Linked DNA regions of Homo sapiens: region 1 is linked to region 2. The links are chromatin contacts, found by Hi-C in ENCODE. All regions are on one chromosome and are shown on one strand. The core of a region is the stretch at or near the end of the contact, and the rest is flanking DNA. Distances in the headings are between cores, read along the strand shown.

Region 1 (3,362 bases), core at 420-2,919, 320 kb before region 2:
TTATTTCTTCTCTATTTTCTTCCAGATCTTGCCCATTTATACTTCTGTCCCCCTTTTCTTTCTGCTCTTAGAGAAAATAAATAAATTTTATTTTTAGAAAAGCTAGTTACGTTTGATTATCATATGTAGTCCTTATCTGTATCTGGGAAAAGGCAAGCTATACATTTTTTAAGTTAAGCTAATCATAATGAAAAATAGCATCAACAACCATTGAAGCTCTTCTTGTAAGTGTACTAAAAGAGCTCTGGAAAATTTCTATAAAACTTTTGTCCTCCTTCTTCTCTAATTCTACAAATTTTCTTTAAATACCAAAAGCACAAATAACTTCACAGATATCTCTTATTACATATGTCTATCGATGTTGCAACAGAATTGCTCAGAATTTCAACCATTTGTAGGTTTTTTTTTTTAGCTAGCCTGGGAGCCTATGTGCATTTAAGCATTTTCTAAGGAATTCTCTGTTCTAGATTTCAAAGATGCTAATATATTCTTTTAGCATTCCCTAAATTTTCAACAATAAACTCACAGCTTTGCAGATTCTCATTCTGGTTCTTGGAGAGAATGTACGTCTTTACATATTTGCAGATTCATGTGTGAAACTTCAGATGAGCTTTCGGGAGCCTTGTGTTAATTAAAAAAGGGAAATCAATGGGCCTGTGAATCCACCTTTTCCTGGGGTTAAAATCCAAGAAGAAATTAAGACCAAGCTAAACAGAAAAACTACATGGGTGGGAGAAATATTTACCATGTATACACAACTCTCTCTCAAGCACACATAAAATACATTATTTTTTTATTGAAGAAAAAAGATATTAAAAAATCCAGTGACTGATTTTGCTTCTTGAACCAAATCAAATATTTTTTTGTCCGAGCTCTCATAACTGCAGTCTGCAGAGGTCACGGCCTCAACTTTCTCCTTCAGATGGTCTGCGAGTGGAATGTCCTTACCATTAAGGCTCCTTTTGTTTTCCTTGGGAGGGTTTTGCTTACACTGGCAAGCGGCTGAGACGAACCAAGGTTCTCTAGACTCTGTTTATTAGGTTTTTATCTTCTTATCAGAGTCTTCCTTCTTAAATCATGTCAGCATTTTACCACTCTTCAGGGATTCCTGGTGTTTTATTGTCTATGAACTGCTTGGGGGGTGGTCAGGGAGGGAGCTCGCCTAACAAATATAACATTTATAGAATAGTAGAACCAGAGAGGACGCCGCGCTCACTTATTATTCCCACACTCACCCGACGTTTCCTCTCCCCCTGCGGGTGAGGAGCCCCCGGGAAGCCCCTTGCCAGCTCAGCCCACGCTTATTTGTCAACGAAGTGACATGGCTTCTCTGTGGACAACCTGCTTTTCAGTTATTTTGAGTGGCTCTTTAAGCCCATATGTACTTGCTTAAGCCATTTTCAATCATCCAAAGAGACCATCGGGTGAGTGGGCGATTGCTTTGAACTTGAGAACATTATTGGGTTTCATTCGCAGATGTAATCTGGATGTAGGGGGTCCGTTTCTATACCTGCTTTTCCTACCACATCGGATTCAGACTTTAAAATAGCCTCATGCCAAAGTGTCCAAACTTCGTAGTCTAAGCACAAGGTTCGGAGGGAAGGTGAGAAAAATTGCCTAGCTTTAGCTAAGGCAGGGTTTTTATGGGGCAGTGGAGGGAGGTGGCCAGAAACCAGGAAGACAAGAGGAATGCTCACTGCTGGGAAAGTGAGTCATCTCTTTTCCCTTTCATTGCTACCCACATGACTCATCATAGTATTATATTTTTAACCATAGGCTGATTATGTCTAGTCACATGTGTTTAAAACAAGTTCTAAAAATAAGGTTAATTAGGAAAAAAACACCTTGTCAGAAAAAAAAAATCCACATCTTTTCATTGAGGTCATAAAGTGACTTTATTGTTATTAATACATATTGGTTTCAAAAGTGGTAAAAACCGTAAGACAATGGCAATAAAACAACTCCTAAAGAGGCATGAGGTTCTAAGGCAGTAGATTATGCTGATATGTGAATTCTTATAGATATAAATTAATTCTATGTATTAGGTTGGTGCAAAAGTAATTGTGGCTTCTGCCATAAGCTCATATAAGATGAGAGTTTGATCTACAAGGGGGGATTATAGTTATTAAAGAGCATTAAACTGCTTTCTAATGTTCATCTATCCTTTCAAAAAATATTTATTGAGTGCTTACCTGTGTGAGGCATTGTTTATCTTGGAATCCCCAGTCTACAGGGACATGGCAATAACTGCCTGGTGTACACACTGGTCTATGTACTCTTGTCTTAGTGCATTGTCCCGGAGAATATACAATTCTCTTTCTAGTGATGAGTAACTGTTTACTCCTACTCTTTGTTAAGACCTCAGGGTATGTATGTTCAGTATTCCATGGTAAGGAAGTCTGAATTCGATGGAGGATCACATGGGTTTCTTTTTTATTTTTTTCCCTCTAATGAATCTTGAATGACATTTCTTTTTCTTTAAGAGCATTTTCCCTACTTATTAAAGCAATAAGTTCTTGTGGAAAAGTGCTTAACATAACAGTTTCACGGCCAGCTTTCCCTTCCAGCTGATAACATCGCAGAGAAAGACGAACACAAGGCTTGGAAATTTGGGACTAAATGCTAACATGATTTTTTAGATAAAAATGAATAGTAATAAAAGAAGTTTGAAATTTTATCATGAAGACTTAAGTGCATTTTTCAAGTGAGTTTCTACTTAGCTTTTTTTTCCCCCTCAATTCCCTTATCGCTGCAACTCAAATTTGAGGGACTTATCGTCTTCACTAATCCATCACTTGAGCTTCATTTTCATGATTTTCTGTGACTTGAGTACTCCAACTATTTAGGGTTCCCCATACTGCCTCAGCATCAACATAATTTCACCTTCATAATTGATTGATTGTACCTTTCACAGAGAAAAATATGAATAAAGGCCTGGATTTTACTAGAATGTAAAAGATAATTGCTAATATAATAAAACACTTGGTAGGACTACTGCTCTCATGAAGTTTAACCTTCCAAGGCTTTCTAAACTTAGTAAAATTATATTAGTCATCTCCTTGTTGTTACTATTATAATAATTTCTTAAAGATACGATGGTTGACTCAGGGTTATTCATTTTTTCATCATTCATTCAGCTAGCATTTATTTATTAGCTGCTGTCTTCCAGACTTAGTGTCAGGTATTAAAAGGAAGAAGAACTAAACGTAATACTTATTTTTGTTATGAGCTCCTACTTGAGTTTCTTAAAGTTTGATTAGCATGTAAAGAAATATTTACAATACAGTAGATAAGAGCTATATGGCATCACAATGGGGAGAGCCATGGATATTTCGAAGACCCAGTCAAGTGGAAAGTTAGGT
Region 2 (3,391 bases), core at 453-2,952:
GAGTCTCTCAGTGTCACTTATATTTGGCTCACCTCTGACCCACCTTCTAGAAGGCTAGTCCCCTTCCTGAATATATACTCCTTCTTTCTGGGTCAAATGTAGAGAGAGTGAGGAAGTTAATTGGATCCTGGATATCCTTGTAAGGGTTTTTGACAGCTTCAGCTATTCCACAATTCCAGCCCACCGTTCACATTGCTATGAAATGAATACTTACACCCAGTGGTTAATCTATGTTTCTCCATTAGATCCTATCAACAAGGTGAAATTACCCATTAAGAAAAGCCTACCTTGAGGTGAAAAAAACATAGTTTTTCTGCTTCTGTTGCAAACCCCCACAGGAAACTGATGAATTCAATTTCAAACCCAAATTGAGAAATTTAAGCTCAAATTCCATTTCCTTTCAGCTCAAATTAGACATTTTTATGCAAATAAAATGAAATAAGGGCTTAAGGATGGTTTAAAAAAAAAAATTCACTGGGTATTTTGGACACCAAAAATGTTAAAAATAGTAATAAAAGAAGAGTTCAATGAGTTAAGTGTAAATAAATCAGGAACATATGGGTCAAATTTTCTTAATATACACTCGGGCTTAAAATTAAGTGAAATGTACAAGGAAACACTTTTTCTGGTGGTGATGAAACAAGAACATTTGAAAAGAAATTGGCAATATTTGAGAAATCTCAAGTACAGCCAATTCCGCCCATCTCTTGGTGACAAAAACCTGGAGACCATACAGTCATCATTAGGGAAGGGATACAGTGTCCTAATTGAGGACATTGGAGAAAGAATTTTTTTTTTTTCCGCAGAGCTTTAACTCTTATGTGTACATAATTATTTCATTCTGGTTAAAAAAAAGTAGAGACATACGCTAAAAATGTTCTGACTTGGCTTCTCATGGTATATTAAAAGCATACTGTAGAGGAACAGACTTAAAGTTTGGGGGTTTAACCCCAGGGAGAGAAAATTATGGTTCTTTCCATTTATCCATGAACCCTGCAGCTGGTAAGACTGCACTCTGTTAGTAATTACACTGAACAGATGAGGGACTTTTTAATTTTTTTTTTATTTTGACCTGCAGTTAAACAAAATTTGCTTGTTTTATTTTTGGTTTAAAAATGATGAGGCAGCACCAACCCCAGTTTCACCCCAGAGCTGTTGATTTTTCCCCCTCCTTCCTAATTTGTTTCAGACTATGAGTGCACAGAGTTCCATTTTAGTGGGAAACATTTGCTGCCAAGACCTTCAGGGGTTTTATCTGCAGTTTATTTTGTTAACTACAAGTTTAAGATTGTTGTGAGTTGTTATTTTTTTTTTCTATCACACTTTGAAACAGAAAAGTTCATCTTTTGCTTTTAGGAAACAGGTTTAAAACAAAACAGAGGGAAAGATGAGTTTGGAGTCTTCTAAAAATCAACAAAGGACTGAAACCAATGGTGGCTATAAAGAGGCATAATAAAATAATACAAATGAATTCACTGCCTTAAAGGTTTAGCGCATAGTACGCACTCCACTCCCACCCTTCCCGTTGTAATTCAAATTTAACACTAATAAAAGAGAGGAACTAAAGATAATTGGCTAGAATCAAGCATTACATATCAGGCATTTCACAAGCTGACCCAGCTAAGCAACTGCAACTCAATGCATTTCAACTTACGAGTTCAGAACAAAAAACAATGGTTCATGAGGTGGAAAGAATGTGGTACAACACCCCATGGCCCTGGCTGGTATTTATAAAGTTTTGGCAAAATTTCATAACAAATTTTAAAATAATGTGAAAGTGGCCTGTTTCCGGTTTCTACCATGCACCATGCCCGTCATGAGGATGTTGTGGTTGGGGCAAATATCCAAAGATTTGCCTGGCAACAGAAATGGAACAGACTGACTGCAAATAATCCTCACGTTTGCACAGTGCCCTTTGCTTTTATGTTTCAAAGACCTTTCACATAGATCCTTCCATTTGATCTCACAAGAAGCCTAGTAGACCTGGCTGGTGTTGTTTTGCTGCTGATGAAACCAAGATAAAGAGAGATGAGAGACTTGCTCAAGGGCACAAGTCAAAGAGGATTATGACAGAAAAATTAAACCCATTTTTCCAGCTCAAGACCAAAGAATTCTCCATTAATATTTATATGGGGAATAGCTACACCAAATCCTTTTTTTTTTTCACTCCCTTTTCCCTCCTCTCTATAGGTCTTCTACTGTCTGTCACTACAGTCACACAGGATTTCGTGGGTGTCCCCAAGAGGACAAGTGGGACCCCACTGGATAAAGCACAGCAAATGAGTAATCTGAAGCTGACACACCTTTCCATAAGAACTATTGCTCTCAATTCACTGGTTTATATTTTTTCAAAACAGGAAAAGAAAATAATCCAGTTTAAAAACCAATGGAATCTTTGGCTGCTATCATTTAAATCCAAAGTAAGCTATCCAATCTATAAAATTTAGCCAAATATATATCTTTGTCCATGATGTGCATCTTTTTCAAGTTGAAATATAAGACGCTATGCCCCTTGGGTGAATGGCACTGCATCTGAAGGGCCCACGGTGTACTGGAAAGAATAAAGGCTGTGGGCAAATGTTTTACTCCTACCGCTTCACAGTTACGCAACTTGGGAAGCATTATTGAACCTCAATGAATCTTAGCATCTTCTATAAAATTGTTCATTTAACCTTCAGAGAATTCTCGTGAAGACTAAATCAGACAGCACATATAATGCATCCACAAAATGTGAGCCCCCTTTGTTCTAGTCTTTTAGACATTCTCACTCACGGATGCTCAGGGAGTTCATTCTATAGCTTTGGTTTTCAGGATGTAATCCTGGCCTGTAGTTGTATCTGTGTAACTGTCCTTTGGCCAAATTAATTATGGTGTAATTTGCACGGAGTAAAATGGTGCAAGGTTGGAAAATGCTGTAATGCAAGTTTTTCCCACAAGAGACCTGACCACCCATTCATTGGTGGGTTGTACTAAGAATGCGGGGGAATGGGCCAGAGATAAATAGGTGGAACCGGCACTACTTAATTCCTTAAATATACTATTTCATTTAATCCTCTCAACAACCTGGAGTGGAGAATTAAGCAATTATATAATTACACAGCAAATAGATCAACTTAGATAGCCAAACTGAGCAATTAGGACAGAAAACATTATTAACTGAGTTTGTAAATGAATCCTTCAGGTATTTATCTTCACCCTCTGCTTCTCTTTGTTCACTGCAAATTATCAGCCCTAGAATAATTTATTGGGTTAACTTAATTGGCACTAAAGCCCAACCAGATAATTCAGGCCTAAAGTATTCACATTGTCTTTCAAATTATCCCAGCATTAAAAGAAGATTTCCCCTTCTCTTGGCCTTTTTGCGTGGGCTTCATCTACAATGGGACACCAT

What was found. Hi-C counts contacts between places; a loop is a spot of excess contacts on that map. Pooled maps may share reads with other maps.
Region 1: a loop to region 2 is called in a map of PC-9, with 2.4 times the contacts of the local background. The contact joins two enhancer-like sites. A Hi-C loop is called at or near these places in 1 of 168 maps with a recorded cell type or tissue (PC-9) and 1 of 50 pooled maps.

Annotation. Positions count from the first base shown.
Region 1 is chr15:95,556,027-95,559,388 of GRCh38, forward strand. No RefSeq gene overlaps it. Among named protein-coding and RNA genes, the nearest start is that of LINC00924, 120 kb to the left of the region's middle. RefSeq lists an enhancer at 1,574-1,868. Within about 2 kb of position 1,670, at least 9 of the 41 ENCODE cell types and tissues checked have a DNase peak (open chromatin) inside an H3K27ac peak, as active enhancers do; they include PC-9, where a contact is called at or near this core.
Region 2 is chr15:95,873,634-95,877,024 of GRCh38, forward strand. No RefSeq gene overlaps it. Among named protein-coding and RNA genes, the nearest start is that of LINC00924, 440 kb to the left of the region's middle. Within about 2 kb of position 1,703, at least 7 of the 41 ENCODE cell types and tissues checked have a DNase peak (open chromatin) inside an H3K27ac peak, as active enhancers do; they include PC-9, where a contact is called at or near this core.